Regions from separate parts of the Homo sapiens genome. Here region 2 is linked to region 1. A link is a contact called in ENCODE Hi-C data. All regions are on one chromosome and are shown on one strand. Each heading gives the region's core, a stretch centred on a gene start or an enhancer-like site at or near the end of the contact. The rest is flanking DNA. Distances are from core to core; before and after follow the strand shown. Region 1 has its middle 31 kb from the start of ENPP4. Region 2 holds the start of SLC25A27 (solute carrier family 25 member 27).

Region 1 (5,097 bases), core at 1,433-3,932:
ATGATAAGGAAATCCCCTCTGTTTTAACCTTTACAAGGAAAGGAGCTTGGAAATAACCAACTTGCTTTTTGTCTTTTGATTCTGCTTTTCTCAGCCCTTTTCTGTCTACAAAACCAACCTCCTCTGCTCAGTTCATCTGAACACATTCCACTTTGTAGAATGAGATGTCGCCCAATTCTAGAATCACAAATAAAAGCCAATTAAGGTCTTTAAATTTATTGTAATTTTGTCTTTGAACAACATATATGAAGTTTTAATTACCTGCTTAGTTATAGGTAGCAAATTTGAAACACTCATTCCTTTCCCAAGGACATGATGAAGTGATCAGATTATTTTATACCCCTTTGAACAGCTTTCTGAGGCATGTTTGTATAGGCTTCTTGGTTACTTTAGAAACATTCTAAGCAGCAGAGCAGTCTTACAACCTGAGTATTTTCTATCTTCGCAGATTCACGTGTCTGGATTTGTTGACTTAGTGGGTTGGCACAGGGTACATGCAGACCCCAGGTCAAATGAGTACTGAGATTTTTCTCTTCTATGAGATGTATTTCAATCCCCTGAAGTTTCCACGGGAATTCTTTATTTCATGGTGGATGAGGTCGTATGTCCTGTCCCATAACTGTCCTGCCACCATCACCTGATTTTCAACCATAACCTGTTTTTGGTCATGCTCTGAGCCCCCATTTTTTCTGTAACCTCCAGGTGGTGTTTAAGCTGCTGCACCCCATTGAGGGGTTAGTGGTAATCGCTCTGTGGTTCCCTCTGTGTGCACACGAATAAATTTGTATGCCTTTTCTCCAATTAATCCTGCCTTTTGTGAGTTGATTTTTCAGCGAAACTTCAGAGGACAAAGTGGAAGTTTTCCCTTGGCCCCTATAATTCTTTCATATTGCCTTAATTTCTTACATTATGACTATATTTATGTATTTCTTATATAATTTAAAATAAAAGGTATATGATTAACATTAGAATACAATGATGTTCATGAATGGCACCCATCCACTTGAGCCCCAGTAAATTGCTGCCCCTGTGGTCTTAGCACTAAGACCGGGGAGTGGCATTTCGGCTGGGAGGGTGTTTGCAAATCTGTAGCTAGTGTAGCTCCTGCAGCTTGTGCCAATGCGGACAGCGTCATCAGCCATCCACTGACCCCACCAAGGTGCAAGCAGCCCCAGGGCAAAGTCAGGGAGCTGCTGGATAACAAAGGGCAAATTCTATAACTTTTCCAATTCTCAGTTTTTTCATCTTTAAAATGGGAATAAAGGCAATGATAGCAGTCCCAGCTCACTCATAGAGTTTTAGTTTGTTTTTGTTTTTGTTTGTTTGTTTGTTTTTTCCTGGCAATATCCTGCTTGATATTTCCATGCATTGCAGCTCTGACCTAGTGACTGAAGACTGAAACAAGGTAAAAGGTCAAAGGCGGATGATGAATGGCTGGAGCCAAACTGGGATGAGTTAACTAACTGATACATATCATAGTGACCTAGTTCTGCCTGGCATCTTTGCAGAACTAAAACTGGGACCTAAATAGCATTGTTTCCAGGAGAAGAAAACTGGTTGGCAATTTGTCAAAATAGTAGAAGCGAGGTCTCAGCCCCGTTTTTTTTTTTTATGGCCTTATGAATTTTAAGTAACCTCAGGAAGGCATTGGAAGTTTTCCTTGAGATAGAAATCTCTCCCTCTGTCCTTTTCAAAGCCTCCATGGACAAAATACTATCAAAATGATCGTTATTCTGCCAGTCATGTTAACAAGGAAGTGTGCATTTTAATAATTTTTCATTCCTTTTCCCCAGAGAGATAGACACAGGGAATGCCAGCTCAAAGGCCAATGTATCCACACATCCACCCTTAATTAAATAGGTGGGCAAGAGTATACATTTTGCAATTTAAAAAACTATTTTACTACAGAACTAGATTCCTACTTTTTCTGGGTTTAAAGACACACATGGTCTTAGCATATGTACATACATATATAAAGTGAGTAAGGCAATCTAGAAATGTACACAAAAGAAAGTAAAATTCTTCCCCAAACTCACCACCAGGAGATACTGCAAATGACAGCTTTGTGCATGTCCATTTCTGAAAAGTATGTTTTCCTTTATATATATTTAAATTTTTTTCCAGTACAAATACATCAGGGAAGCCAATGGCTGTCTACTGTTTCACTTGCTCAGTGTATAGTAATAATAGACAAAAATACTTTTTTCTCCCTTTCAGAAAGTCCTGCTTTCAAGGGAGGTTGATTCTCTGTTACCACAGTCGGGGGCTACATTGATAGAATTATTCCACAGCATTCCTGAAAACTCGGTCTGGTAATTTTTCTGCCCTTTTCACTTCCTGCAGGTCAAACATCCTAAAGACCAACAAGAGTTTTGACATTTAGGCTCAACCCCTATTCTGGGGGAGTGCCTGTACACTTAGGATTCAGTGGGACAACCTCTCTACCTTCTTCCCTCAGTTTTGTGTGTTGATTATTACTGGCCTGACTTTTTAGCCATTTTCTGTCCCTTTCTCTAATAAGATAAAACTTGGTGTGGAACCTACCCAGTAAGTTTGGTGAAGTTTCTAACCATCTATGAAGTAGTGCCTTCTGTGCTCCCTTCTACCCCCACCCCCGCAGCCAGTGCTGGTTCCCCACACCTGGTCACTAGGCTCTGTAAGCTTCTCAGGGCCAGCCAGTTCTGCGCTGGCACCAAGCCAGTCTCAGCAAACAAAGAACAATCGGCATGTTGTTCTCAATCCAGTTCACACTTAAAACCCTCTGGGCCAGGCACAACCTCCCTCCACTGCCCTCAGACTCTTTGACTTTCTGATTGACTGGGTGGTGACACCTGGGCTGGGGAGCAAAGCAGTAAGGAGAGGCAGCAGAAAGCAATAGTTATGCTTCCGTTGCAGAAGCACCTTCCACTCCCTGTCCAGGCTGGTGAAGATCTTCCATGACATTAATCCTTGCAAAGGCTATGTTTCCTCCCCACCTCCAATAGGTAGAATAAGTGGAAGAAACGCCAACACAATACTGATTGTTTTTTCTTTATTTGATTACTCTAAGGCTGCTTTTGAAATATCAAATGTGAAGCTTTTTCTAAAAACATATTTTGTTGTCTGCCCTAAGCACATGCTTAGCCTGCCTATAATGTAAACCAGCTATGGTGGCCAGACATACACACATCAGAATTTGGGAAACTGGTAGCATTTTCATTTACTAGTAGCATTTTCACTTCAATTTCAATAACATTCAATAATAATTAATAATTTCTGCCAGTGAAATCTTACTACTGGAAATCCAAAACTGATGTTTGTTCTACTTAAATGTAAATTTCTTGACCCATCACACTTTGATAAGTATTGCTAAGAGGTGGAAGAAAAAGATACCTACAAAACTTAAGAAACTTTGCCCTCAATAGCATATTTTTTAAAGTAAAACTTTATTTTCCTTGCAGTCCCTTTGAAGATGTTTTAACTTTTAGAAATCGAAGACCTAGTTATGTGACAAATATTAAAATCACCAGGAGAGAATTTTTAATGTACCATTGCCCAGGCCTCCCTCCTGCACACTCCTCCATGCTGAGTTGCCATAGGGTGGCTGTCATCTCTATTGCTTTAAAAGCTTCCCAGGTGATTCTAATATGAAGCCAGCTTTGAGACCCAGTAAGAAGACGTGTGTACACCCCATCAGATGGTCCAGGAGAAAATAATGCAGTGACTAACTCATCAGTAGTTTCCGTCTGTCTTCCATTAACAAAAACGGTTACCATTTCAGATTAACTCAGCAAAAAAAAATATGAATTAAATTATAACAGAAGGTACTAGAGATACCGATATAGAGAATTGTAGATATGTCTAGTAAACTATGTCCATGTATGTTAAATCTTAACTATCAAGACATTTCATTAGGGTACTTGTGAATCATGTATGGCCTGGAATGGTGAAATTCAAGTCTTGGAGTATCTCTTTCATACTCTTAGCTACTCTAGTTGCCACTGGCAACCTTAGACCATGTTGATTTGTGTCCTTCAGGAGGCTTAAGCCTCTGTAAGTAACTGATGGTCCAGCATAGCCAGTATTTCCAGTCCTTTGCCACAATTGCTCTCAGTGTGTCTGAACACAGCTTTTTCCCTGCACAGGGGTTGAGCAGCAGAGATCTGCCACTGCCTCTCCAAATGTACATCAATGGCATCTATCCCAAGCTGGGGTCAGGGCTACAGATACAGGCAGTAGTATCTCCTCATTGTTGTTGTTTTTTTCTTTTAGACATTGTATTATGAAAAATTTCCAGCATACAGAAAAGTTGAAGAACACCCACATGCCTGCTACTCAGATTCTACAATAAACATTTGCTATATTTGTTTTACCTACATATCTAGTCATCCATCCATCCATTCATATTATTTTTAATGCACGTCTTATTTTTTAATGCACTGTCAACTACAGACATCAGTACTCTTCACCTCCAAACATTTCAGCAACATATCATTAACGATAGTCAAAAATTTGTTTAGAGTTCCTTTTGTTTTAAATAAAATTTATAAAGAATGAAATGTGTAATTCTTAAGTGTACTATTCTTTGAGTTTTCACAAATGCATAGACCTATGTAACCTAAAGTCCTATGAAGATGTAGAATATCCCATCCCCCTAGGAAGTTCCCTCATGGCCCTTCCAAATAATCTCTGCTTACTCTGGTTTTCAAGTAACCACTGTTTTGCCTTTTAACAAACTATAGATTTGTTTTGCCTTCTATAGCTTCATATAAAAGAAATTAAATCGTATAGTAAGTACTCTCTTGAGTCTGGTTGTTTCATTCAACATCATGCTTTTGAGATTCACCCATGTTGTTGTTGTTGTTGTGTATCAGTAATTCACACATTTTCATTAGAAGTCTTTGGTCCAACATTAATCAAGAAAGACTCAAGGCAGGACCAGAAGCAGCTTGCAGCCAGCTAGGCCACAGGAGTATGCTCTCTTGCATCTCTCATATGTTGGAGGCCAGCAGCCATGTCATAAGGACACCAAGCAGCTACATGGAGAGGACTAGGTGGCAAAAGTCTGAGGCCTTCTGCAAACAGCCATATGAGCAAGCCCTTTGGAAGAAGAGTCTG
Region 2 (5,066 bases), core at 727-3,226, 550 kb before region 1:
ATTCAGACAAGTTCATGAACATTACTTACATTATATAAGACTTTTCAATGACCACCACCTGACACAAAACCTTAGTATACCTTTTCCAAGAGAAAACAATGTGGGGAAGGGAAGTGAATATTAAATCTTACCACTGGTTTTTGGAAAAGTTAGTATCTTGCTGACAGTTTCCCTAGAACAGAAGTAGCTTGCATAGACTTCAAGCAATATTTTATTGACATATGAAACCTGAAAAATCTTAATAGATTTCTCCATATTACACAGATTATGTCTTTCAAAATAAGTTTTGTTTTCTCGCTGGTTTGTTAAATGATGCTTCAGGTTCCTGAAGTGGTTTGTACTTAAAACCATCCCACATTTTGATTCCCATCCATTCTCCACACACAATTCTCTCCATGAATTTTTAACGAGGAATAGTCCTGTATAAAAGCCATTGAGTCAGAGGGGGACACATCAATTAAAAATAAAACCTGGAAATATCATTCAGCAATCTGCTTTTAGATCTTTTTAAGCTGATGAATTTTATTTCAGTAAAAACAATGAAAAGTAAAAATTCTCCATCATTTTCGAAAGGAGAGACATTAAAAAATAGAGGGGCTAAAAGGCAAAAATGGAAGAGCACGAAACAACTGATCATGGCTGGCTATGCTAGAATTAAAAAATAAACTCTTAAAATAGGACCAACTAACATTTACAAATGATAACGCATCAGAACTGTTCTTTTTATTTTTTTGTAACAGGCAAGAAAATGTAAGGGTAATCTTAAAATACACAGTTAAGGCTTCACAGGAAACACATGAGTATACTACTCACAAAATCCTTGGAATAAACGCTACTTGCTCATTCAAGGGCATCATCATTCCACTCTAGATGGCCTCTTAAAGTTTTTTCTTACTCATGTAGGCAGATGTAACTGCTCTTCTATGCTTTTATGACACCTAATAATATCTTCATTATAACAAGTAGCACATTATAATTGTCTTTCTCTGTCTCCCCAGCAGCCTGTAAGAAGGTCAGAACTGGGTCTTTTCAAATATATATCCACAGTCCCTGGTATTGTAGGAATTATAAAAATGTCGCAACTAATGGGTGTCCTGCCTTGGGTTTAGCAATCATATATTATTGACTTCTCAGAATCCTGCAAGGTAAACAGTATAGATGAATTACACTCAAAGAGGTCAAGTAGTCGATGCTCTGTGAGTGGCAGGTTAATAACGGAAGTCCCACAAGGTAGGTCCACAACTTGGACCCACAAGATAATGACAGTGTGGCTGTGTAAGACTATAAACCACAGAGATGATCTCAGTAAGGATGGAAAACAGATTACGTTTTTAAAAAGGTCATCCTCATGAAAAGGAAAATGATTCCTACAGAGGAATGACAGCTCGCGAAGCTTCTTAAAGTACAACATTCAAGCACCACAGCACATGCCTAAGGGAAGCATTAGAAGAGATTAGAAGGAAAAGGCCGTGGAGACCTCAATCCCTCCTCCTCCCACCGCGGGCCTGGCCTCCACCGCCACCTCTGCCAGGCGGGCATGGAAGGGGCGACCTCTCCGATGCGCACTGCCGGGCGCGAAGCCGCCCGCGCACCCTCCCCCAGCGCGGCGCGTGCCACTGGCCCGGGAGGCCCAGGCGTGGGCAGCCGGGTACCTAGCTCGGCCACGGTAGCCGCGCAGCCGGACAGTAGGAATTTGCTCGCTCGGGGCCATCTCTGGGTCAGCGGCAAAAGCCTCTCCTCCTCCTCCGGGACGGACATTCAGCAGTAGCGCAAGACGATAACGCACTCCTTCTCGCCGCTGCGCTGCACCGCGCCGCGGCGGCCGCTTCCCTGCCAGGGCGGCCCCTTTTCAACCGGCGAGTGGCCGGGTGAGGACCATTTCCCTCGTTCGGCTCGGCCGGGTGGACCCGCAACCTTCCTAGCAGTCCCAGCTGGAGTGGTCCAGCTGCCCCTTACACCCCAGAATAGAAAAACACAGCGGAGCCCAGGAGGTTACTGGGCAATGTAGTCCGCCGGGCTCCGCTACGTCTCTGATTGGCCGGCCGCGGGTCCCTCTGCGGCTCCGCCCCCGGCCTCCATGGCAACGCGGCTGGTTCTCGCCCGTCAGTCCTAGCCCGGCCCTGCCCCTCCTTGCATTTTTTCCGCGCTGGCTGAGATTCAAAGAGAAGTGGAGGTGGGAGGGAGCGACAATGGAAAAATCACCTGAAAACTGGGACAGAGGAAGGAAGCTACAGTTACGAAGGAGAGCTGCAAAAGTTGCAGCAGAAAGGTTGGGAGTCCCGACAGGTTCCGTAGCCCACAGAAAAGAAGCAAGGGACGGCAGGACTGTTTCACACTTTTCTGCTTCTGGAAGGTGCTGGACAAAAACATGGAACTAATTTCCCCAACAGTGATTATAATCCTGGGTTGCCTTGCTCTGTTCTTACTCCTTCAGCGGAAGAATTTGCGTAGACCCCCGTGCATCAAGGGCTGGATTCCTTGGATTGGAGTTGGATTTGAGTTTGGGAAAGCCCCTCTAGAATTTATAGAGAAAGCAAGAATCAAGGTATGTGGTCGTGGCAGACGGGGTCTCCAGAGGAGACAATGCTTTCTTTTTTAAACTTTCTTTCATTGACTCTTAAGTGCAGGGCTAGAACACGGGGAACATACCTGCTTGCCTCAACTAAAGGATCTAGTCATTTCTGAATTCCTCTACTAACAATTAACAACAATATCCTGTGCAAAATTTTGCGAAAGAAATGAAATACAATTGCAGCGTGCATCGACATTTTTGGAAGTAGAGATTAACTTTTCGTATTTTTACTTCATCGAAGTTAAGTTCCAAATGTGTATGTGTTAAGTAAATGTTTTCAGTAATTGGGAAAGATAAAGTGTAATCCAATTTAAGTTTGTGAAAATGAGTAATTCGTATCCAAATTGGAGTTAACACCAAAGTATTGTACAAATTGCTTGCACAGTTGGTCCGTACACAATAAACAGGCTCTGTATTTTTAGCTGACGTTGTTATTTGATGATGATGTACTCCATTTTCACTACGGCCTGAAGAGACTAGTAATCCTCCTTGTAGTAGATGTTTTTGTCTTGAAAGTATCTTTTAAATGTCTGAGCACTTTAAGGAACAGACCTTTATTAATGTCTTTTAAGTTTTATTCAATTTCCAGTCACAAATATTTTATGGTATTTGATTGTCTAATAAATTTGTATGATATTATAATTATTCTTATGAATTATAATACTTTCTGTGGTGACCCATTTTCCATCTGGTTAGCCCAATTTGTAGAATGAATTTATACGTAGTAGCATTATTTTACCACTGATCATTTGCCTTCAAAATCTCTGAGATTCCAATTTAGTAAAAAACATATAGAAAATTAAAGAGAACTAAGATGAAAATAAAAATAACCCAGAATATCACACCAGCTGTACTGTAAAAATTTAGTGTATTTATATTATTTTGGTCATTTTCCTATGTATTTACAACTATTTAATGAACAACAATGGAATAATAGTATAATACTCTTTTATGTGCTTTTGATTTTAACATATAATGTGAATGACTTTCCTGTACCATGAAATACTTTGAATCTTCCTTTTATGGCTATATTTTGTCATAGGAGGATACAATAGTTTACTTAAATCTCAATAGTTGGGTTTATAGGTTGCTGCCAAACTTTTTTCTTTCAGCCAGTGCTTCAGTGAACATTCTTGCGTGTTTGTGTGCATGTATTGATTGTGTGGTTGTACATTTTGCAATTATCTGATTGTTTACTCAGAATAAATTCCTAGGAGTAGAATTGCTGAGTCAAAGGACATGCACACTTAAATTGTTTATATGAATGTGTTACTTTTGGAAAAAGAAGTATGAATATGCAATTTTTATTTTCCATTGACTGTATGCAATTGCCTAACTTCTCAAATCCTGGGCCATACTGAATACCATAATTCTTTGCAATTTTTGCTAGTCTGATAGATGAAACATTATATCTCCTAAAGAAATACTCCTTTGTCTCCCACAGCCTTCCTTATGCATATGATCTTGATAATTTTTAAGGAACTGTTTTTTTACAAGCTTGTGTCAGAAGGCTAAATATTTGTGAGGTCTCTATTGCTTTCCTGACTAAACAAAACAAGTTATTGCTGGACTCTGTGTCTCACACCTGTAATCCCAACACTTTGGGAGGCAGGGGTGGGAGGATTGCTTGAGGCCAGGAATTTAAGACCAGCCCGGGAGATATAGCAAGACCTCATTTCTACAAAAACTAAATAGAAAAATAAAAAATTTAATCTGGTCCAGTGGCACATGCCTGTAGTCCCAGCTCCTCGAGAGGCTGAGGCGGGAGGATTGCTTGAGCTCAGGAGTTCCAGATTCCGGTAAGCTATGATTGAGCCACTGCACTCGAGCCTGGGCAACAGAGCGAGACCTTGTCTCTTAAAAAAAAAAAAAAAAAAAAAAAAAAAAAAAAAAAGAATATGACTGCATTATTTGATGTTTTACTACTAAAAGCTTTTAAGGTTCACTCTTGTCTTTTCTTGTACCCTTAATCTGGGCAGTATGATAAAAAAAAAAGCCAGAGTGCTCCCACCTTTGGTGCCAGGGGAGATTCAAATCACACAAACCTCAACCTTCATGCAGGAAGGCTCACACCAGCCTACCCCCTAACCACAATGAAACCCTAAGACCTGTCTCTTTTCACTGTTTTCTCAAGTCATTTTCAGATCAGCTTGAGAGGACTGCCCTTCTTTCCCCAGAGAAGTCTCATTGTGTATGAAATAAACCTCTTCATACCCTCTCAAGGTGTGTATGTGTGTATGTGTGTGTGTGTGTGTGTGTGTGTGTGTAAATGTAGTAATTGTCTTAACATCCAAACCAGATCTTGGGTGGGGGTCCATTCTGAGTTTTCGCAGTGGCTGCAACAGGTACTCAGTAGACTTGATGCGAAATTGCATCTAAATGGCACCTGCATAAGACACTACTTATGGCGTATTGAACCTTCAAGAAAAAACTTCTAAAACTCCATCATTAGCTAACACTCTCAGCTTCTCATGCTCCTCTAGAAGACTGAGAA

The links. A loop is a pair of places that touch in the nucleus more often than their neighbours do. Pooled maps may share reads with other maps.
Region 2: a map of gastrocnemius medialis shows a loop between it and region 1 (2.8-fold over the local background). The contact joins the promoter of SLC25A27 here to the enhancer-like site in region 1. A Hi-C loop is called at or near these places in 1 of 168 maps with a recorded cell type or tissue (gastrocnemius medialis) and 4 of 50 pooled maps.

What each region holds. Positions count from the first base shown.
Region 1 is chr6:46,096,501-46,101,597 of GRCh38, reverse strand. It overlaps a transcript of CLIC5 not described here. Among named protein-coding and RNA genes, the nearest start is that of ENPP4, 31 kb to the left of the region's middle. Within about 2 kb of position 2,682, at least 4 of the 41 ENCODE cell types and tissues checked have a DNase peak (open chromatin) inside an H3K27ac peak, as active enhancers do.
Region 2 is chr6:46,649,885-46,654,950 of GRCh38, reverse strand. SLC25A27 (solute carrier family 25 member 27) reads right to left here and starts at 1,976. Exons shown (of 9, transcript NM_004277.5): 1 at 1,653-1,976. The coding sequence starts at 1,758. It overlaps CYP39A1 (cytochrome P450 family 39 subfamily A member 1), which reads left to right and starts at 2,133. Exons shown (of 12, transcript NM_016593.5): 1 at 2,133-2,545. The coding sequence starts at 2,369. RefSeq lists silencers at 1,539-1,638, 2,069-2,158 and enhancers at 1,819-1,948, 2,179-2,228.